2 separate regions of the Homo sapiens genome follow, and region 1 is linked to region 2. Evidence: chromatin loops called from intact Hi-C (ENCODE). Cell type or tissue: GM12878. All regions are shown on one strand.

The links. Peaks named below come from ENCODE experiments on the same cell type or tissue, not always from the same donor. Only the 100,000 strongest peaks of a DNase experiment are listed, where the experiment ranks them.
Region 1: it touches region 2 in a loop (2.6-fold over the local background); 3 of 110 quality-filtered maps call a loop at or near these places.

Annotation. Positions count from the first base shown.
Region 1 is chr14:93,617,059-93,622,058 of GRCh38, reverse strand. UNC79 (unc-79 subunit of NALCN channel complex) reads right to left here. Exons shown (of 52, transcript NM_001395159.1): 29 at 4,755-4,937; 30 at 3,705-3,867; 31 at 1,018-1,167; 32 at 1-438. Among named protein-coding and RNA genes, the nearest start is that of PRIMA1, 170 kb to the left of the region's middle. In GM12878, a CTCF peak has its summit at 2,674 (motif pointing right); a DNase peak (open chromatin) is centred at 2,698.
Region 2 is chr14:93,546,128-93,551,127 of GRCh38, reverse strand. All of the region lies in intron 14 of UNC79 (unc-79 subunit of NALCN channel complex), which reads right to left. Among named protein-coding and RNA genes, the nearest start is that of UNC79, 120 kb to the right of the region's middle. In GM12878, no CTCF peak of the experiment used is centred here; a DNase peak (open chromatin) is centred at 2,877; H3K27ac peaks cover 963 bases.

The DNA of each region.
Region 1 (5,000 bases), 71 kb before region 2:
CTATCAGATCTAAATCCTCTTTAGGAGCAGGCTTTACCGGCGAGTCAACTTTCACCTCGAAAGTCTCCATACAGTTTAACCTAACCTCTGGTATGACAGGCCTTCGAGCATCTGGAAACCCTTCCATAGCTGGGTTCTCGGGGATTTCACTATTGTCAGGCCTCGTAGCAGAGTTCTGTCTAGAACGTCCAGGGTCGTTTGGTCTTTGTGCGATATACGCAGCTTGGGTCGGAGGCTTCTCTATGTCACACCGATCTATGCACGACTTCCTACGATGTTCGTCTAATGTAAACAAAAGCGAGTCTGCATTCCCTATATCAAGAGATTTTTGTTTGAAAGAGCGTAGCTTTTTTTTCGGAATGCTTTCTTCTCTCACACAGTGGAGAAGGCTGTCTTGTAATGCACCCGTCTCTCTATATTCAGCCAGTTCTATTTCACCTGATCAAAACAGAAAAAGCTAGTACTATTTTACTTGGAGATTTCACCATTTTTTCCCCTCATCCTTGGGCATACAATTGGCATAAATCATCATCACAATCCCAGCTCCACCAGGAGGGAAAACGAACTTTCTGGCCAAGTTTTTGTAAGGTTCGTTCTAATTTCAAAAACTGGAAAATTTACGAATGAAAGAAACCAAAATGGCAGTTTAAGATCTGATTTCCAAAATCGGGCTTCGGGATAATTCCTCAGCTCTGTTCATTTGTGCATAGGAGAGGGGATCATTTTTTGGCTGAGGCAGATCTAGGAAACTGTATTCAAATCGTGTGGAAGAGAAGCAAACATTTTGCAACAAATCAAATCAAGCAATGGCTCTCAAAGACGATCATGACATTAATGATGTATCTGTCGATTCACGTATATATATAAATGTGTATATATATATACTGTTTGTGCATACATATATATAAATCAACGGTATTAAAATGTGTAGTAACATAATAAAATTAAGATTTCACCCCAAACAAACGGTAGAGTACAACATTTCTGCATAAAATTACTAAGAGAAAAAATTCATACTTCTCTGAACATTCATCTCAACCGGCTGATATTTCACCATTTTGCTGCCGCCTATTCTTTTCAATCTTGCAAAAAAAGTTTGAGACTCTTTATTGCAGGGTCCAGTAGGTGTATCATGAATATCAGATTCATCAAAAACACTATCTTCTTCTAATTGGGGAGAGAAAGTCAAAATTACACTTAAGAGGTTATTCTCTCTTAGGCTGTGTCTACACAAGCATTTCAATGAAAGCATTATGGAACAAGGTCTGGGTTAGTTTCTGCACCAGCCCAAGTCTAGCCATGGGTTGGTATTTCATCCAGGCATCAAATTCTCCATCTATTGGACAGAGCAAGCTGTTACAAGATTGCCCATCACTTTTCACATGACAATTGGCAGCATTTTTAAGGAGAGGCTTCTTGAGAGTCCAATAGCGCCTTTTTGGGAAACTTTTCCAGTGTGCTTAACACCAGATGACACATAGATGTCAGCTACTTTTTCCAGGAGCCTGTGACACTGCTTGGACTTGTCTGCTTTGCGTGGATTTTCAGGCTGATTTGGCGAAAGGAAATTAAACAAAATGAGTGGATCTTGGGCTTTCCAAAAAAGAAAAAAAAATCTGCCTTTATGGGATTTGGTAACTGGCATAGACACAGCCTAACAGTACATGCACCTTATACGGTGTGAATGCAAAATACTGTACTCTACATTTGATAATGAGACACGCAACACACAGAAAAAGCTTAGAAAAGCCACTTGTCATCTCAAAAGCTCCACGAATGATTATGGACTGAAAGAGTAAACAAAGGAAAAAGAAAACAGAAAATAACATTTCCTCCTATTAAAGTAAGACTCTTCTCTGAGGCGCTTACCACGTGTAACTATTACGGATCTCATGAATCCCAGAAAGAATCTTTGACACTTATGATCCCTAATCCTACATAAACAAACCGGTCACTTTGAGTGCCTGTTGAACTTGTTTCTACGTCCTCCCTTCTACACCCATGTGGCCATTTTTAAATCCAAGATAAACCCCAAAATATGTTAATGAGGAAAGAGTTCATATGTTGCAACCCATAAAGTTTACTTAACCAATTTTCTTCTTTCGTCCTTTTGAAAGGCCAAAGCCACGTACAAAGTGGCAACAGAAAAGGCTACTAAAATGCATTTAATAGCATCATAATGAGTTTACCTACTATTCAAGTTGAATATCACTGAACTCATAATGTTTGGCCTGTATTTACATCTACCTATATGACAAATGAGGCTCAGGTGCGATTATGATTATTCAAGGTTTTTTTTAGCATAAGGGCAGTATATACATCAAGTTTTAAGGACTGACCCTGTTCTAATGCACAAAATTCTACAAGTAAATGAAACTTGAAGTAGTAAATTTTAGATGAAATAACCATACTAAACTTTTTAATTAAATAAAAATAAATGTTAATCAAAATGAATTTGTTTTTAAACCCAGTGAACTTCCACAAAGATGGGAATGCCTATCAAATTCCCATGTTTCTGGGGAAACGCAACACAATAATCTGTTTTACTTCTCTATTTCCTTTTTGGAAAAATATCCTTTGAAAAATGCAGTTTTTCCAACCAATAGTTACGTGACTTGCATTACATAACTTTGAAACAATTTTCAAAATGCATTGAACACTCAAGACTGAAAGACCACAAGATGGCGCCTCCCATCCAGAAAGGTTCATCAGGGTTTGGCCCAAACACTAAGCCCACGCTGAAAACATCCATAGCTTAACAGATCTCCCCAATTTGCCAGAGACTAAACCCTAAACTGGTAGACAAGATATTCTTTAGGAGGGATCTGAATGGTACCAGAACTTAAAGAACCTAGTTCTCGAGTTCCGTCTGTAGCCAAACTAGATTTTTGGAACTTTCAGCAATAACAAACAGGAACACTGGTACAATTTATACTTTTGAGGTATCTCCAGAGCAGTCCTACTAAAACAGACTCTACTAACCTCATAAAGGGTCAGTGGACACTTGGTTTTTTCCAAAGACTAGATTAAATGATGTCAATTTAAAATCTAGTCAGCCGTGACTTACACTAAAAACTAAAAATATACACCCTGGTTCTTCGTGTCTCACCTGAAAACAGGCTGCAATTTTACCCTAGCTAAAGTTGCATTCTACTGCCCCTTTTAGAAAAAGGTAGCAATAGAAAAAGTGTTGATAATGGAGATAGCTTACACCTATGCAGCAAAAATGTTTCATTTCCCTTGCCTTGAATCACTTTGTATTAAATTAAAAGTCTAGGAAAAAGCACTTCAGCAAACTTAGACTCCATTGAAACTCTATGAGCGCAAAGACCAGGGCAAACTAGAGACCTACAAAGAATGGCTCCACTGTGTGCCAACCAAGACTTATTTTATAGCCCAAAAACGAGATGCTTCTAACACGTAAGAAAAGGCTTACAAAGGCTCCTGATTCAAACAGCAGAAAATATCTTACAAAATATTATTTCTTATGATACAGGCTTTGGAAGCACATCATTTATTCCTCTTGAATGCTCAATTTCAAAGTTAAAGCAGCAACATTCATGGAAAGTTGGAAAATTAAGAAAGTGATTTTTTTTTTTACTCCAGAATGATATCTGGGAACACTCTTCTATCTCCTAAGAAAACATTGTCCAGAAATCTATTATGTATTGAAGCTAGGTTTGGGATAGAATTTAGATATGTACCTTTTTCTTTTTCGCTGTATCTGCTTATGTTACTGTTGTCACTGTACAAAGGTCCTGCCGTGGCATGGGGCTTGCAGCTATGATACTGCGCATTGAGTGTATTGACTGTTATGTGAATCAGATGCAGCAGGATCTTGCTGATATCACAGTCTCGGTATGGATACTGCCCAATGAAACGAGAGAGAAAAAGATAAATGGTTATTTTAGAGGGTAAGCTTTTCCACCTGATCTTGCTGGATACTTTTTGCAGTATCTCTTGGGGATAAATATATATATGAGAGAGAGAGAGAAGTAGAAACAAATTCTGCTCATGGCCTTATTTATTTGTTTAGTTAGAGACAGGGTCTCACTCTGTCACCCAGGTTGGAGTGCTGTGGCGTGATCATAGCAGCCTACCGGGCTCAGGTGATCCTCCCACCTCAGCCTCCCAAGTAGGTGGGACCAGGCACGTGCAACCATGCTTGGCTAATTTTTTGTAGAGATGGGATTTCACCATGTTGCTCAGGCTGGGCTCGAACTCCCGGAGTCAGGCAACCTACCCACCTCGGCCTCCCATAAGTGCTGGGATTACAGCAGTGAGCCACCACGCCCTCCCCCATGGCCTTATTTTTACAAGGGACCATATTCATTTCCTCCTTCACCAAACCACTGACAGCAATGCATGCCAGTTCATAGTTACATTTCTTTTCAAGAAAATTATCTGGCATAAACCTTTAGTGGATGAATACAATTTCAGATATCTTTTGTTTTCTGAAATAATAATACTTAGACAAAATACAAGACTGAGTATAAACAGAGGTTCTTGATCAGTAGCCTACCATTTATCATTCTTTGTTTTAAACATTTTTAGAGCATATATTAACAGGGCCTCCCATTTCTATTTTCATTTCAATAGCTCTTTGGTTCTTAACAGTAATTGCATATCCTGATCTTCCTTCTGAAGGTCAAACTTCTACAAAATTTTCAACTAAAGACTCAGGTGTTCTCCTAATGCTATATGCTCTCTAAGAGAACCATTGCATCCAAAACAGCAGTGACCACCCAGCTCACCTTGTAAAGGATGACAAGCAAGGCCTTCAACCACATCTGCCGGATGTGAGGCTTTAGGGACCAGAGGGAGCAACGAGGCGGCTGTTGGAAATAATGCCGGAGTTGAGGACAAGAGCAGTATTTGAGCACCTGAACCACTAAGGGGAGAAGGTGTTTTCCCAAGTTAATGTTATAGTCCATAACCTGAAATAGAAAAAATATTAATAACTGATGGAAAACTACAAAGAACACTCAGAGGTCAAAAGG
Region 2 (5,000 bases):
CAGTGAGCCGAGATTGCGCCACTGCACTCCAGCCTGGGCTACAGAGCGAGACTCCGTCTCGATTTAAAAAAATAAAATAAATAAATAAATAAATAATAAAATAAAAAATAAATCCTACCAGCTCTTTTTGGGGAACCAGCTCGGGGATTCTTGTGCCTCCACTGTCTGCCTTGCACTTGAGAACAAGTCCTGAAAATAAAGCCTTATCTAGGAAGTCCTCTTGGCCCCATATTAATTTCCATTACATGGAGAGCCAAGGAGCCTGTGGTCTGTAACATATGTATATACATTATGTGTATGTGGTATCTTCTTATCTCCAGAAAATATTGCCAAATTGCTTTATAAAATTCCTTGAGAGACCTCTATTCTAAATGGGTTTTGTGAAACAAGTAACTCAAAATTGAAGCTGTTGGAACTTTATATTTAAGGGAATGTGATTATGGGACCTGAGTCATGTAAACAGGCAGCTGCAACCTAGGCAACTGTAACCTTGTTTTTCTAATTACAGATTAGCCTTTTTTCTTACTTACATTATTTTGTAAAATGTAGTAAATGACTAAATTGAGCCAGGGAAGACTCCTTCCTCTTTTTTTTTTTTTTTTTTTTTTTTTTTGATACGGAGTCTTGCTCTGTCTCCCAGGCTGGAGTGCAGAGCCGCGATCTTGGCTCACTGCAACCTCCGCCTCCCGAGTTCAAGCAATTCTCCTGCCTCAGCCTCCCAAGTAGCTGAGATTACAGGCACATGCCACCATGCCCAGCTAATTTTTGTATTTTTAGTAGAGACGAGGTTTCACCATGTTGGCCAGGCTAGAACTTCCCTCTTTCCTCTCTCACAGAGACTTCATGACTATCATATTGTCTAGGATGAAATGTTAAACATACTCTTTTAAATTGGAAAGGCAACGAAAACTAGCTGTATGGAAATGAAAACAAACTGTAACTAACTAAATTGTTGCAATTTATAAACCAACCTTGTGTAGAAAATGTTATAATCCTGCTAAATTTCTTTGTTTTCTGCCTATATAAGCAAGGCCTTCACTTTTAACTGCAGAGCACTGACCCCGTTTCTCTGAAGTCCATGTTTGCTGAATGGCCATTTCCAGCTTTTTGCTTAAATACATGCTTTAAAACTGGTTTCTGATCCTTTTGATTAATTCAGATTGACAGTTGCAAAACATATACACTTACATGTTAAATTAAGTCTAGCCTAAAGCTGTCTTCTTACATATTCTAAGTTTGGCCCAACAGTTTCTACATATACATAGTGAACTGTAACCTAGCTGCATGTATAAACAGATTGTAACCTACTCTTGTGCCAATCACTGACTTTTGGCCAATCAAAGGCAGCCAACTGTTAATAAGGCAAACATCAGGATGTAACCAATCTGGCTGTTTCTGTACCTCATTTCCATTTCCTGTACATTTCTTTTCCTGTCTTTTTTTTCCACCACATGGCTATGCTGGAGCCTTTCTGAATCTATTCTGGTTCAGAGGCTGCCTGACTTGTGAGTTGTTCTTTGCTCAATTAATCTCTGTTAAATATAATTTGTCTAAGGTTTTTATTTTAACATATATAAATTAAATATTCCTAAAACTCTCAGAAATATAGGAACTAACCCAAATGCTTTCAGGTGTACGTGATTTCAGTAAATCTGTAAATGAGACAAGTATAATATTGTTGGTTTAATAAAAACAGCTGTGTTTTCAGAGTTATCAGCATTGAGTACCATGCTGAGCACACGTTTTGCTTCTACCTGGGCTTACTACTCAAATAAACTAATATATTTACCAATGTTTAAAATTATAGAATATACAGATTTGATTTTAATTAAACAGAATCATTATTCTGACAAAGTTTATAGCAACAGTAATTGTGTTTTATAATGTTTCTGCTTAGATGTAGTTTTCAGAATCTTTTTGGTAACTTGAAACCTTAACGGTATACTAAGTTAAATTAAATGGCAGGTATTCACTGAAAATCTAGATCACTTCTAAGTAGGATAAAATATTAACACATTAATTGCTGATCATAAGTTTATCTGCTTTTAGCTTCTTATTTTTTACAAATGCTAAAGACATTTGGGTTTGTTAAAAAGGATGTTCTTTTTGCCACATTGGGGAATCATACTAAGAAGAATTTGCATCTAGAAATTGTGAGATTGTATATTCACAAAATTTGCTAAAATGCCAAAAAATGCTGATATACAATAGGCAATTCACAGTTGTCTAATAGTTTTCTCTGGAAAATAAAGGATAATAAGAGTTGAAAATTATAATCAATCATATGTAAATTGAACTACTAGACATAATCAGGATGAAGGAAAAACCTCTGTGTGCAAAGTATTCAAGTAATGTAGAATGTGGTTTTGTTACAGGAAAAAGAGCAATTCTTTCCTAAAGGAGCTGTTTACTCATTATTCCTGAATGAGGAAGAGGAAAGGACCAAAACCTGAAAGGGAAGTATGGGGAAGACAGAGAAAGAGAATTTTATCTTGTGTGGTCATGTTGGCTAAGATTGAGTAGATTTACTGTGAGGTTTTTAAATGAGCTTTAATATTAACAGTGTACTGATGCAAAACCAGAGTTTCATTTTCTCTCTCTTAAAAAAACAACATTTTTTAGATTATCTTATTTCTGTTCTTAATAAGAGGTTGTAAAAGGTTTTTCTTTACCTTTTGAAAAATCTGCCTAGGAAACTACCACAGTCTGAATATTTGTGTCCCCGCAAAGTTCTTAGGGTGAAACCTAATCACCAATGTGATGATGTTAGAAGGTGGGGCCTATTGGGAGGTGACTAGATCATGAGAACAGAGCCTTTATGAATGAACGCCCTTGTAAAAGGGACCTCAGAGAGCTACCTTGCCCCTTCCACCACATAAGGACACTGCCAGAAAGCACTATCTATGAACCAGAACGTAGGCCCTCACCAGACACTAAATCTGCCTTGATCTGGGACTTTCCAGCCTCCACAACTGTGAGAAATTTGTTGTTTATAAGCTACCCAGTCTATGGTATTTTTTTGCAGCCCAAACAAACTGAAGAAACTAAGACAGAAACAAAGACTCTGTGTCTTATCAGAATAATTTCCTGTGTTTTTTTTGTTTTTGTTTTTGTTTTTGATTTTTTGTTGTTTGTTTTTTTGAGACAGGGTCTCACTCTGTCACCCAGGCTGGAGTGCAAGTGCGTGATCATGGCTCACTGCAGTCTCAACCTCCCAGTGATCCTCTCACCTCAGCCTCCCAAGTATCTGGGACTACAGGTGCGAGCCAACATGCCAGGATAATTTTTTTTTTATTTTTTGTAGAGACAAGGTCTCCCTAGGTTGCCCAGGCTGATCTCAAACTCTTGGGCTCAAGTGATTCTCCAACCTCGGTCTCCCAAAGTGCTGGGATTACAGGCATGAGCCACTACTCCTGGCCTTCCTGTGCTTTTTGTCTTTATCATGTCCTAGACTATTTAAGAGAACCAAGTCTTCTAAATATTAAAAGAGCTAAGTTTTGTTTCTCTTTTTGTTTCTTACAATTGTGTTGCTCCCTATATTTACTTTTGAAATCTCTTAGTGTCATATAGGTTAAATAAATAACTAAGAATTGTTTCACAGTGACCTGTAATGTTGGTTAATCAAGTACTCAAATCTTTTGACATTTCTGATAACTTTTGATATTTTGCCTTTCCAAAGCCAAATCCTAAATAAAATCCTGGTCTTGAACTGACCTGAAATTTCCCAGAGGGACGCTTGAAAATCTCAAAGGATTTGTTCTTACCTATAAAAAGATACATTAAACTAATTAGGTTTATTTGATAAGTTGAAGTCTATGGAAAGCGTTGTCAAATAAAAAGAGATGTTTAACTGTCCTTAGGTTACATTTGTATAGGTAAATGTTATGAATACAAATATTTCGGGAATTATATAAAGTTCCTAGAAATTTGTCAATGCCCTTGCTGGCATGATACATCTTTATGCTTCTTTGTCTGATGGTAGACAACAATGACAAAATATTATCAGTTATCATTTTGTTATTATTTTAATGTTTCATGCTACAGAAACAACAAAACTGCCTTGTCAACTGTGTCACAGTGAACTTTCAGCAGATCTTTAACTATGACTATTTTAAGCCTTTTGTCATTCAGATAGTAATTGTTATCTGATGTTTCTCTGAAAACTCTTGCAATCAGCTACTAGCAAAAATGCTTATTTTCAACATAAACAGATTGTCTCTGAGATCCATGGAAAGGACTATGACAGGTACCCTGGGGTACAGGCTTCTGGTGGCATTGCTTAAATAATTGAGATCATACCACTGGAATGAGTAAGGATTGCCAGAACTCTAGTGGAGCAGCTAATGGGTTCATTAACTGCTAACTCAATCAAGCAGAACAAGACTGAATTACATAGGACTGAATGATAAATGATTATAATTTGTATCGTTTTTTGTTTAGAACATTGCTAGTTTTTCAATCAATGTTCTGTTTTTCAGATACAAGGAACCCCTTTCTCTTTTCTCCTAAGCTATCTATAACTCACAATAATTTGGTAGATTTATACCTTTGTAAACAAACATGAAATATATCTTTTTTCTCTCTACTTGATTCCTCCAGAATTCAGAAGCTCTTATTGAATATTCCTATTTTCATAGCATTATAGCTATTTGCATAAGTTGAATAACAATCTGTTCTGCTTTTAACAGGACATAATTGGGAAACTTGGTTATGAAACCACCTTTGCAAAAATTATGACAGTGAGAAAATAATGACAGTGGAGGAGATCGGATCTAGCCAACCCCCCTCTTGCCTTTAGCATTTAAACTGCCAAACTAGCTTTGGGAGATATTTAGCTTATAGTTTAAATGATAGTAGCCCTTCTCCAAAATTCAAATGCCTTTCTAAAGAGACCACAAGGCTATGAGGAGGAAAGGAGCCTGAATTCAGCTAAGGTGTAGACATAAATGGTTGCCAGCTGTTATTCCAGAGGTCACAAGATATGCAGCTTCTCCAATTAT